Regions from separate parts of the Mus musculus genome. Here region 2 is linked to region 1. The links are chromatin contacts, found by Hi-C in ENCODE. All regions are on one chromosome and are shown on one strand. Each heading gives the region's core, a stretch centred on a gene start or an enhancer-like site at or near the end of the contact. The rest is flanking DNA. Distances are from core to core; before and after follow the strand shown. Region 1 holds the start of Eipr1 (EARP complex and GARP complex interacting protein 1). Region 2 holds the start of Tmem18 (transmembrane protein 18).

The links. A loop is a pair of places that touch in the nucleus more often than their neighbours do.
Region 2: a loop to region 1 is called in a map of T-helper 1 cell, with 5 times the contacts of the local background. The contact joins the promoter of Tmem18 here to the promoter of Eipr1 in region 1. A Hi-C loop is called at or near these places in 2 of 37 maps with a recorded cell type or tissue (T-helper 1 cell and regulatory T cell).

The regions. Positions count from the first base shown.
Region 1 is chr12:28,749,387-28,755,407 of GRCm38, reverse strand. Eipr1 (EARP complex and GARP complex interacting protein 1) reads right to left here and starts at 3,589. Exons shown (of 9, transcript NM_201357.3): 1 at 3,404-3,589. The coding sequence starts at 3,445. It overlaps Trappc12 (trafficking protein particle complex 12), which reads left to right and starts at 5,008. Exons shown (of 12, transcript NM_178811.5): 1 at 5,008-5,246.
Region 2 is chr12:30,581,953-30,587,694 of GRCm38, reverse strand. It overlaps Tmem18 (transmembrane protein 18), which reads right to left and starts at 3,252. Exons shown (of 5, transcript NM_172049.2): 1 at 3,133-3,252; 2 at 2,105-2,225; 3 at 441-495. The coding sequence starts at 3,189.

The sequences.
Region 1 (6,021 bases), core at 2,340-4,839:
TAAGAGAAAGAGTTTAACCATTGTACTGACCATTTAGTTTGTACTCTTTATACTATTTCCACAATTGGTACAAATTTTAGATTTCAGAAGATCAACCACACTGCCTCTGTGTCCCCTCCCTTCTCCAGGGACAGCAACACAAAACTCAACTGATAGTGTATTTAAATAAAATAGAAGAACTACATGTCCAGGGTGACACACACTCTAACATCTGGAAAAGGTGATCGTCCACTCAACAGGCAGAGCAGTCTAAGGACGCATGTCCACTCCTGCCTCCCCTTCCGCACACTTGGATGGACATTTGGACAGCCTTAAACCAGTTTGTGAAATGGTTAATCCTTTGTGGATCTAGAAATCCACACAGACACATGCCAAAATTGGGGCCTATTAGTAACACCTCAGAACCTTTGAGCTTTATGTGCCTTTTAAAGACCTAGCTTAGGCCACACTGACTGCTGAAAGGAAGAAGGTGGTCAGCAAGGCTAGAACTCAGGTTTACCCTGCTGGGAAGAAAGCAGGGGATGGGCTCCACCTAAGATTAGTACACAAAGACCTTCAAATGCAACTTGAGGTCACACAAATGATACAAGGACTAGAGTACCCAAAAATAGGGCCAGAAGAGGACCCAACTGAGAGCGAATGACTATTTTACATTAAAAGTCTTTTCTGCATTTCAAGTTGATGACGACAGGCGGAGCAGGCTAAGGATGCATGTCCACTCCTGCCTCCCCTTCCGCACACTTAGACGGACATTAAAGACAGCCTTAAACCAGTTTGTGAAATGGTTAATCCTTTGTGGATCTAGAAATCCGTCAAGTATTCTTTATCCCTGAGCCATCTCTTCAGGCCTTCTTTCTTTTGAGATAACTTTTGGTAGCATATTTGAGACAACTTTCGGCCAGCCGGGTCTACAGAAGTGAGTTCCAGAACAGCCAGGACTACACAGAGAAACCCTGTCTTGGGCTGGAGAGATGGCTCAGTGGTTAAGAGCACTGACTGCTCTTCCGAAGGTCCTGAGTTCAAATCCCAGCAACCACATGGTGGCTCACAACCATCTGTAATGAGATCTGTCACCCTCTTCTCTGGTCTGTCTGAAAACAGCTACAGTGTACTTAAGAAACCCTGTCTTGGGTTGGGGAAAGACGGTGAGAGGACAACAAGCTAGCTAAGACATTTGTCAACTGAATAATGAATAGACCCACTAGGAAAATATGCTACCAAAAGTTATCTCAAAAGAAAGAAGGCCTGAAGAGATGGCTCAGGGGTGAAGAATACCTGTTGCACTTCCAGAGAACCTAGGTTCAATTCCTAGTACCCAAATGGTAGCTCACAACCATCTGTGGCTCCAGTGCCAAAGGATCTGAGGAGTTCTTCTGGCTTCTGTGAGCACATGCACTGCACAGACAGAAAAGCAAGCGAAACACTGATACACAGAAAATAAAAATAAATAAATCTAAAAAAAAGAAAGAAAAGAAGTAAGAAGCCTGAACAGCTACCACCAGGAACTACACTGTGACCAGGGTGGCGTGAGAGTAGAAGGCCGGGTAAGCAGCACCATGCTGCTCTGACTGCTGCACAGCCCCAGTGGGAGCTCCCCAGTGTAACGATGCTGTCCTATGGAGACAATCACATGCTGACACAAACAAGAGGCTTCTGGAGACCTGTCAGGAAGGAAGCTGAATCTAGCATTGGAATTCCGTCCCAGTATTCAGGCATTACCCAAAATCTGGAGAACTGTGCCTGTGAGTAACCATAAAGATGAAAGTAAATAACGTAATAATAATAAATAAATAGCAGCTAAGAGTAACTTGATACTCACGGAGAGGCTCCAGCACCCACATCAGGTGGCTCACAACCACCTCTAACTCCAATTCCAAGGAATCCAGAGCCCTCTTCTGAGCTTCCTGGGCACCAGGCACACATGTGGAGCACATGCATGCACCCAGAGAAAACACTCACATGCACACAATGAAAATAAATCTTCTGGAAAGCACACATGTGTGGGATGCCCCAAGCACATAGGCTTCCTCAGGAAGCAGCAGGCTGACTGTAGGCCTGCTAAAATCATGGAAAATGAGAGCAGGCCCTGTAGTGTTCCCCGAGTCCTCCCAGTGCTTCTGAAGTTCCCACTGAACTGGTAGTACACAGAGCAATCTGAAGACAGTTCATTAAATGTGTGTGTGTGTGTGTGTGTGTGTGTGTGCGCGCGCTGTCTTAGTTAAGTCAGGCTTGCCTGTCCACTTTAAGGTTTACACTGACTACTGGGGCTATGCATCTCACTTAAAAATTATCACAGTCCATAGACAGGCCCCTCTGAGATAAATTGGAACATCTCCCAGTAACTTCCATTTGTACTTAGGCTTCCAAAGGAACACTAAAAATTGACTCTGAACATATTCCACACATTTCTTCTCATTTTGCAAGTAAATACACTGATACCCCAGATGAGTGAAACACCCTCAACAAGCTCAGTAGCAGTATCTAGGCATAGCCTCACTCTGTCCTGCATTGTCTGACCTTAGCCCTACCATATGATACCTCTATGCATCCATAGCCTCATTCTTTATCTGTATAGTGGGTATTCAGAATCACCTGCAGAAAGCTGAGTTTCTCCTCCCATCAGAAGTGAAGGACAACCCCACAAAGCAATCATTACAAATTTGTGTTCAAGAGCACACAATGTCCAAGGATTTTATTTTTATGGAAGGATCACAAAAGAAAGGAGTGAGGACAATGAGGCTACACTGGATTTGATCCCATCTAGATGATGTCAGATGTAATTCCCAGGACAACAAAGAATAGACAAGAATATTCTTGTAGGAATAGAGGAGTGTAGAATAGTCGTCCTGATTCCTAGCATGGGAGTTCTGGATACCCAGGAAGGCGCTGAGAATGGCAGAAGTCTCCAGTGAGCTCTTAGCAAATCATGGTCCAGGTCTGAAGAACTCCCTGGGAGATGGAAACCCTCATCCCACTATTGACTCGAATCTGTAACGAGTTTAGTAGCTATTGAAATAAAAAGTTCATAAGGAAAAAGGCAAGTATATTTCCAACCTGAGTGAGCAAAATGCTTCATAACAGACCAGCCAGCCAGCAACTCCCCTCCCCACGAAGTCCCTCTTTAATGCTCTTGTACTGAGCAGTATCCAACACACAACTCAATGGTCAATAATTGCTACTCAAGACCCCAGAAGTGCGAGTGTAATCAAGTCACCTGCGAGGCCGAGTGCTCACCCTCTGCTGTCTATGCCAGCCCTGGCCCTCACTTGGCCACACTCCCTGCGCGTACCCTCTCCCCAAATCCGGGCCTTGAAGCCCAGAATCCTTGGAACCAGACTGAGTGTGGGCGCTCTCTGGTGAGGGCCAGGCACAGGCGGCACCTCACCGACTCCGCCATGCTCACCTGGAATTCCAGCCCGTAAATCACCGGGGCGTCGTCTTCCATGATACTCTGCCTACCCAGCTACTCACGCCTCAGAGCTCGAGTCCCCCCTCACCAGGGATCGCTCAGAACCCATTCATTCCCCGCCTGAAAAATGGACTACGAGACCCAGACCGGCTCCCTGACGGCTCACTTCCTGTTTTCTTCGTCGCGTCATCAATACGCTCCTCCCCGGTGGCCAATGGCAGCTGGGCCTTTATTCTGCGCATGCTCATTTGGCCTTTCATGAGACCCAGCAGCTACAGGAGATCCTGGGTTGGAAGGCCGGGCCCGGAGCAAAAGCAGCGGGAATGGACGTCCATCAGGGCGGCGCTCTTATCCTGCGCTGCTCCCTCAAGTTCCAAAGATCTGAGCCCTAAAGAGAACAGTTAACTTGGCATTATGGTTGGCAGAGCTTTACTCCTAAACCGTGGTCCTGAGCACCAGAGCACTGCCCAACCCACTGCCAGGACCTTCGATCCAGCCTCAGAAGCAGGCTCTTAGATGTCCATTTAAAGATAAGATGCTGCAAGCTTGAGTCAAGACTGTGGTGATGGTGTAAGTGGGCAGTGACATACAGCGAGCGGTGTGCACTTCACGTAACCACCCAGTCCTGCACAGAGACACAACTAAGCCCACGATCTAAACTGTCCAGAGCTCTCAGAGACAGAAGGCTCTAGGACCTGGCATGGAAAATACTGCAAGAATGCACCATAGGAAATGAACTGTCTTGGTTCTATGAAGTTCTGGATCTCCACACGCGTTTCTTCTGTGTTTTGACTTTGCCATTATCTCTTGACTGACCTTCATGACAGCAGTTTCTGTGATGCTACCATTAGCCCCCTTAGTAGTCATCCATTGCCCACCTTTGTCTTACCTTGACTTTCTGATAAAACCTCTGGCAACTAGCTTCCACCGATCCCAAAGCTATGAAAGTCATGAGATAGCACCTGAGACCTACCCACCTACCCACTGCTTCCGAAGTGTGCTTAAGAAGTAGGTATTTTTGGTTGTTACTGTAAAACTTCATCAAATTGTTATCATGTAGGGCAGAATCTACGGTGACCTGAATCTATGTTCCCAAGCTATAGTCACTCACAGAATAAATTCTTCTTCCCTTTGAGATGAGAGCTGTGTTTTTACGTTGTCATAGAAATGTGACACAGAAAATCAAGAAAGCAAGGTTCTTGACTTGAGGACGATTCTCAACCAACCATGAGTTCAGCAAGCAAGGCTGACTCTTGACTCCTTAATTCCTCCCCGCAACTTTACGGATGTTAGCACACACTGCCACAGACACAAGGGGGGAAACGTGGAGAATCAACTAGCACAAAGATAAAATCCTAGGAAAAAACATCCTTGGTTGGTGACAGGCCCAAGGACAGACGATTTTCTTCAATCTCCAGGACCATCCTTGTCCCCTACCCAGTTTGGCCTTAGGCCCCGCCCACAGCTCTTGAGCCGGATATGCGCCCGGCTTCCAGTGGAGAGCTTAGCGGCTCCCAAACTGAGCATGTGCGGAAGTCGGGTCTCCGCGGCCAGCACACGCAGACGCACAAACGCGCGGGACCTTGGATCTTGAGTTTACTTCCGGTCTTCCGTCATCTCTTCGGACCCTTTTCGCCTGTGGGTGACCCGACCTCAGGGGCGGGTGGCAGGTGAGGAGCGGGTCGCAGTGAGGAGGGTCGCCGGTACCCTTGACCTTCCCACAGAGGGCGGCGTCCTCGCGTAATCAACCGCTCTCGGCCACGCAGAGTAGCCCCACGAGGGGCTGGCTCCTTCGGGCTTTAGCCAATTCTGTGTGCTCCCTGTGGTTTTGGACAAGGTACACACCCTCCTGACCTCGGTTTTATGTGTATAAAGTGCGGGTTCGTTAGCATGCTTAGAAGGTGCCCGTGTTACATCACCAGTGTTCGAGCTATGTTTTTGGTTTGCCCCAACTTTTGCTCCTGTCGACCTCGGTGTGTCATAGCCCCACAATAAATGAAGCACTGCAGTAAGCCAGAGTCGGGGTTAAGAGATAGAGGATGGGGTGCCATAGACATAACCTGACCACTGACGAATGAGTAGTGTTGTGTGGGAAAAGTGATTCCTTCCTGTAAGCATTCGGGAGATTGTGATGTGGAATATTTTAAGTTTGAGGTCAGTCTGGGCTAAATAGGGAGACACCCCAACCCCCTCAAAAGAAAGAAAGAATGAATAGAGTCTAAAAACTAAAACAAGGGTTGACAGGATGGCTCAGTGTCTGTCACCATTCCTGATAATCTGAGCTGCATCCACAGGACCCACACGATGGAAGAAGAGTTGTTCTTCCACATGATTGTCTTCTGACCATAAATAGACAAATGAATAAATACAGTAAGACGAGGTGTTGGTGCTGAGCCTGTATCATTTGAGAAGTAGAGGCAGGATGTTCAGGAGTTCAAAGTCGTCTTAGGCTATATAACAAATTTAAGGCCAGCTTAGGTTACCTACGACCTTGATTTATAAAAACAAACTCTCACACATATTAAAAAGCTAAATAAATGTTAAAAAAAAAAAAGTATCAGCCAGCCAGTGTGTGGTGAAATCGGAGTGTGTGTATGCTGTTGCAGGAAGGA
Region 2 (5,742 bases), core at 2,003-4,502, 1.8 Mb before region 1:
TGTGTAGGTATAGGACAGTTGTTTTCAAGTGAAAAGGGGAGAGGGCAGGAGGAAGGCCAACTTCCTCTCAAATAATAGCACATGCTCAATATTCTCTCAAATTCCCCCTTATTAATATTCCCAGTGTTTTCTCGCAGGCTGTAATTATTGGTCAGCACCTTTAAGAGCTCACGAGGGACAGTCAACCACCAATGAGGAGCTTTTAACTATTCTAATAAATACAATTATTAGTTTTTGGTCAAAAACAAGAAAATATTTAACTAATTTATTTCTTAAGGCCTAACCCCATATGTATAGGCTGTTCAATATTTATGTGGCCACGATTCCTGGCGTCCTCAATTTCCCTGTGAGCTTCATCTTTTCTTTAGAAAGTGCCATGTGAAAGTGCCACTGTGGAGGAAGACTGAGGCAGAGGCGAGAGCATGAGAAGCCAACTTTACCTCCAGTTCACTGCAGCCACTTCGTTGATGTACTCGGCACTATAGACTAACACTACTAAGAAAACATAGAAAACTTATGTTAGAATTTTGTGACCAATTACAATCACTAGAGAACGAGATAATAGATCTTTACGTGTTCAACAGAATACCAAAACCAAATGTAATTCCTATTTTAACTATGATATGGTAAGGACTCTAAAATTGTCAAGTTATAAAATATGCCCACTTAATAGGAATCAGAAAAAGATCAACACATCTGTGACATGCCAAGGGTCTTACCCAAACTCCCATGAAGCCGTTCTATCCTGGCAGGACCACCACCAGGATCCAGGTGCAAATCTCGGTCTTATCACCTCAGCATTTGTGAAGAGGAAGTAAGCAACTGCAGTGGTTTTTTATTCTCTGAGATTGTAATGAGCCATAAAGCATACAGAGCACACAGCAGTGTCTGGGGTTCCCCAAGAACTCCTAGGGTTATCCCTCTCCAAACTGCAAGTGCATGCATTGTCCTTAATCTTAAGAAGTTGATCCATCTTTCAAGGTCCTTCCCCCGAGACTGCCGTGCACACTAGCTCTGCACCAAGTTCTCAACCTGGCCCTCTCACCTGCTCACCCCTATGCCTCTCCACTCTGCCTGCAGAACTCAGGCTCCTCCATATAGTCCCATGTACAGACCTCAGTTCTTATCAAAAGAATCATTACAACTGGCACCAGGACAATTAGAAAGCTTCTATGGTTAACTACTGAATCCCAAGTGTCCCCAAGGAAGCCATGCTAAGTTTAGGAGTCTATTTTGCTTACCAGTGTAACCCCAAAATTTCTCAGGTAAAATATTCCAAATGAAGAATGGACACCTTTCTGTTGTAAGCTCACATTTCCTGCCTCTCGGTTCCCTGGTTAACTGTCTAAAATCAGCTTTTCCACTCATCAAGAAAACTCTCCCCACCCTTCCAGTGTCCACAAAAATCAAGTATTTACCCTGTAACCACTCAGTTTGGGACACTTTGCTCCTGGGGATTGTGGTATCTGACCTATGAGCCAGCTTCCTTCCCATGTCCCACCCTGTATTTTGGGGGCTCTGAACACTTATTTTCACTGGGGCCAGACCTCACACCTAGGCCAGTCAGCTGTTACTCATCTTTTCTTCCTGACATTTTACTTTGTATCCTTCTGACCCAACTGAGGGGCCCAAAATAGTGAATGTCCCCATTTGGCCAAGTACCAGAACTTTTACTGTGTGCCTGTTTCTGTGCAATAAAGACTCTATCTTTCTCCATTTCACGTACCTAATTAATCCCTACATAGAATTCCTAAAGCCATTATCTTTAAAAATAACCAAAAGTAATATTATATGCATAGTCTGATTTCCAGAGCAGGCAGTATGGGACTAACCCCAGCAAGAAAACATCTACATGAGAGATAAATTGCACTGAACTCAAAGCAGGAATTATCTGTGTAAGAGTCAGCATAAGAGAATCAACATCTTAGTGTACAGATGTTTGGCATCCTTAGTGACCAACCTAGAACATGTCCAAAGATTACTTCATGATCTCCATATAGAAATGAAGGCTTGGGAAACGCTGTGAAAACACAACGCAAACAAACCCAGGGGCAGTATCGCAGCAATGAGAGTGAGCAGAGGGATTCAAGGTTCTCCTACTCACCCAGACACAGGAAGTGCCCGATCTGTAGCTTATACCTCTGTGAGGAGAAGCAAGTGAGAAGGAGGCACAGCAGGTGGAAGGCAAGGAGTCCTAGGAGCCACGGCTCTGTCCAGTCTGTCTCCTGTGAGGAGATAGCGTTAGAAACCTGGAGGGCAGCGAAACGAAACTGCTTTCCTGTGGGGAGTGGGAGCTACTGGTCCCTTCCATTGAGTTTGGGGGTCTTCCATTGGTGTTTGTATACAACCAGAACTCTCAGACAAGCAGGAGCAAGCGAGAGGAAACAGCGATGCCTCAATTGCAAACACAGTCACAGATTTTTATATAAAGATTTTAAAGTCTGAGCACACAGGATGGAAACTACTGTCCACTTGCCTCTTTGGACTGGGTGAAATCTAGAGGGTTATTATCAACTAAACTAACGAGCTAAGTAAAGTCATGTTAACTTGGAATGTGTGAAGCTGCGTACACCAAGCTCCTCTGTGCATGGAGGTCTGGAAATGAGAGCCATCCTAACCTGCAGAGCTGACTGTCCCTGACACTTCTGCACCATGCAGCCGGCTAGTGTGCTTTGGGGTCTTAAGTACAGTCCCCAAGGCTCCAATCTTTCTGATTCTGTCTCCAACTAATATTAAGTTCCTAGTCCCGACTTCTTAGAGCTTCCCATGCCATTTTCCAAGGGCACGGCTCCGCAAGGCAAGACCAGCTCCTCTATCTGGAGCCCTAAAGCTCTTGGGGACAGCTTGAAGTCCAGTTACTGGGTAACGCTCATCTCTTCTGTGCCACATCGGAAAGACAGCGCACTTGAGAGTCTCTCCAGACACTGGCAGGGAAGTCAATGTATGGCGCTAAGACGCCACCGGGGTGAACACTGGTGTTGGGGACTCAGAGGACGGCCGGTGCGCACCCGGGAGCTGCCCCATCCAGCGGAGCAGGGAGCGGCTTCAGGCAGCCCGCCCGCCCCTGCGCAGTTCTCGCAAGAACTAGCAAACCCCACCAAACGCCGGCGCCACTTAGAGCCTGCGAGTTACCATGATCACCGCAGGGATGCTGACTGGGAAGGATCGGACTGAGTATGCGGACGACATCGCGCCAGGGATCCCAACAGCCGGGACGAGTCCGCAGCTTCCGACAGCCGGGAAAGGCGCTTAGACTTCTCGCGAGATCTACGGGTACGAACCTGGCGCTTGGCTCTTCTCGCGAGAGTTCTGACTTTTTTTTTTTTTTTTTTTTTAAAAGAGCGTCCAACTTTCGTTATTGCAGTAGTGCATTTCTGTAAGAAGTGTCAACGTGCTCACCTAGTTCTGTTTCTTCCAGACTGCCCAGAAAGCGGAGGGTTCGTGGGTTCCACAGATGCAGCCGGCGGCTGGGGAGAGTTTGCCAGGGTCCGATGGCATCCTTGCTCCAGTAGCCCGCCAGGCAGCCGGCAGGAATCCCACTTCTACCCCAGTGGGATAAGGACACCAACCCACCCACAAAACTTTTCACCTCAAATTTGTCTTGCCTAAAAGAAATGCAGGCACAAAGATGAAGCAGAGACTGGAGGAATGGCCAACCAATAACCAGCCCAACTTGAGACCCATCCTATGGGCAAGCACCAATCCCTGACACTATTAATGATACCCTGCTATGCTTGGGGACAGGAGTCTAGCATAGCTGTCCTCTGAGAGGCTCCAGCCAGCAGCTGACTGAGACAGATGCAGAGACCCACAGCCAAACACTGGACTGAGGTCGGAGACTTTTATGGAAGAGTTGGGGGAAGGATTGAAGGTCTTTAAGGGGCTGGGAACCCCACATGAGGGCCAAAAGAGTAACTAACCTGGACCTCTGGGAACTCTCAGAAACTGAGCTGCCAACCAAAGAACACACATGGGATGGACCAAGGCCCCTGAAACATAAACAGCAAAGGCGCAGCTCAGTCTCCATGTGCACACACACACACACACACACACACACACACACACACACACACACACACACAACTGGGGCAGAGGCTCTCCTAAAGCTGTAGCCTGACTGTGGTATCCATAGCCCAACAGGCCTCAGTGGGAGAGGATGTGACTAATCTGGCAGAGACTTGATGCACCAGGGTTGGGGGAATACCCAGTGGGGGCTCACCCTCTCAGAGGAGATAGGGAAGGTGGGAAAGGGTCTCTGTGAGGGGTGACCTGAAGGGGGTAGCGTTTGGGATGTAAATAAAATGAAATAAAAAGTCCCAGGATGAATATAGTGTCAGGTCTCACCATGCTGGATAGATAGCAGCTGAATCCTATAATCCACACAGCCCTTACCCAGAGAAATGGGCTGCCAATGGTGTCTGTACCACAGGATTCCTGTCCCACGAAACCGAGATAGACATTCCATCAATAGGACATAGTGAAGCAGCCCTATCCAGTAGACTGGTGCATATGGTATCTGCCCCCAAGGCCAGCAATGAATATACAGTCAGTACTTGCAGATGTAGGATGGGCACAGTATTCTTCCCCTTGGCCATTCACATCCTAACTCATTGATCTAGAATAGACAAAGATAGTGGTGTTTCTATGGATCTATGGGATAAACATGGCCCTAGTAACCTTGTGTGGCTGGCGATGCTATCCCAATTCTGGGGTGGTAGATTGCTCAAGGGTGACATAACACTGGACAGTTTGGAGTATCCACGATCATGCAGACTGAGCCATCTTACTTTTACACATGTTATTGGAGAAGGGGCAGGCCATGGAATATGAACTGGTAATGCATTGTTTAATGGTTTTAAGTCAATCCACAGGAGGCTGTTAAACACAATTAGTTCATGTGTGAAGTTCTCCTAACTGCTCGTGTAAACAGTGAGGACCCAGGATTCTAAGTCTTTATGTCAGAACATAAACCTGTGCACACGTGCATGGCCTCTGTCATATGATCAGGGCTTGCTCTTTCCCTTGGTGGTGTGATCACTGATGCCATAGCCACCTCCACTAGTCTGAACAGTGACAGTCATAGTCTGTCTTCTTCACCGTTTAATGGGCTCTGATGTAGTAGTCCAATATCCTCCATCCATTTAGCATTGCCCAACCTAAGGCTTCCTCCTCTCTCCCAGAGGCACGCCCAGGCTGTCTTTGTTACCTCCTCTGTACTTTTCAGATTTGGGCTACTCTGCTTCTCAGGTATGTGCTCCACCCAAAGTATGCCTCTTCACCAAAGGTATGGAAATGGGGAAGAAAAAGAAGAGGAGGAGGAGGGGTGGGGGAGGAGGAGTGGGAGGAGAAGCTGGTGGTGGTGTCAAGGTCATTTGGATGTGCTCTAAAGTTGTGCTTTAAGGAACACAGGGCGTGTCCACGATACCCAGCCGAGGACCCTCCCTATTCAGTGGTTTTAGTGTCATTTGTTTAGAGTTGGTGTGTGGGTTAGCTATTCCTGATGATTTTTGGACCGACATCAGTGAGGATATGAAATGAAGAGTAACTGTAGTTGCTCTGTCATGGTGATGGGGTCCACCCTTCTGGCCAATTTGCAACCAAGGAAATTAAAAGCATCCATGATGGTGACATGGGACTGAATTCCTAGGCTGTGGAGTCAGCCATGAGTACCTATTATTAAGCGATCTGCATTGCTTTCCCTGGCTTGCCCCAGCTCAAACTCCTCCACAGGCAGCACATGAG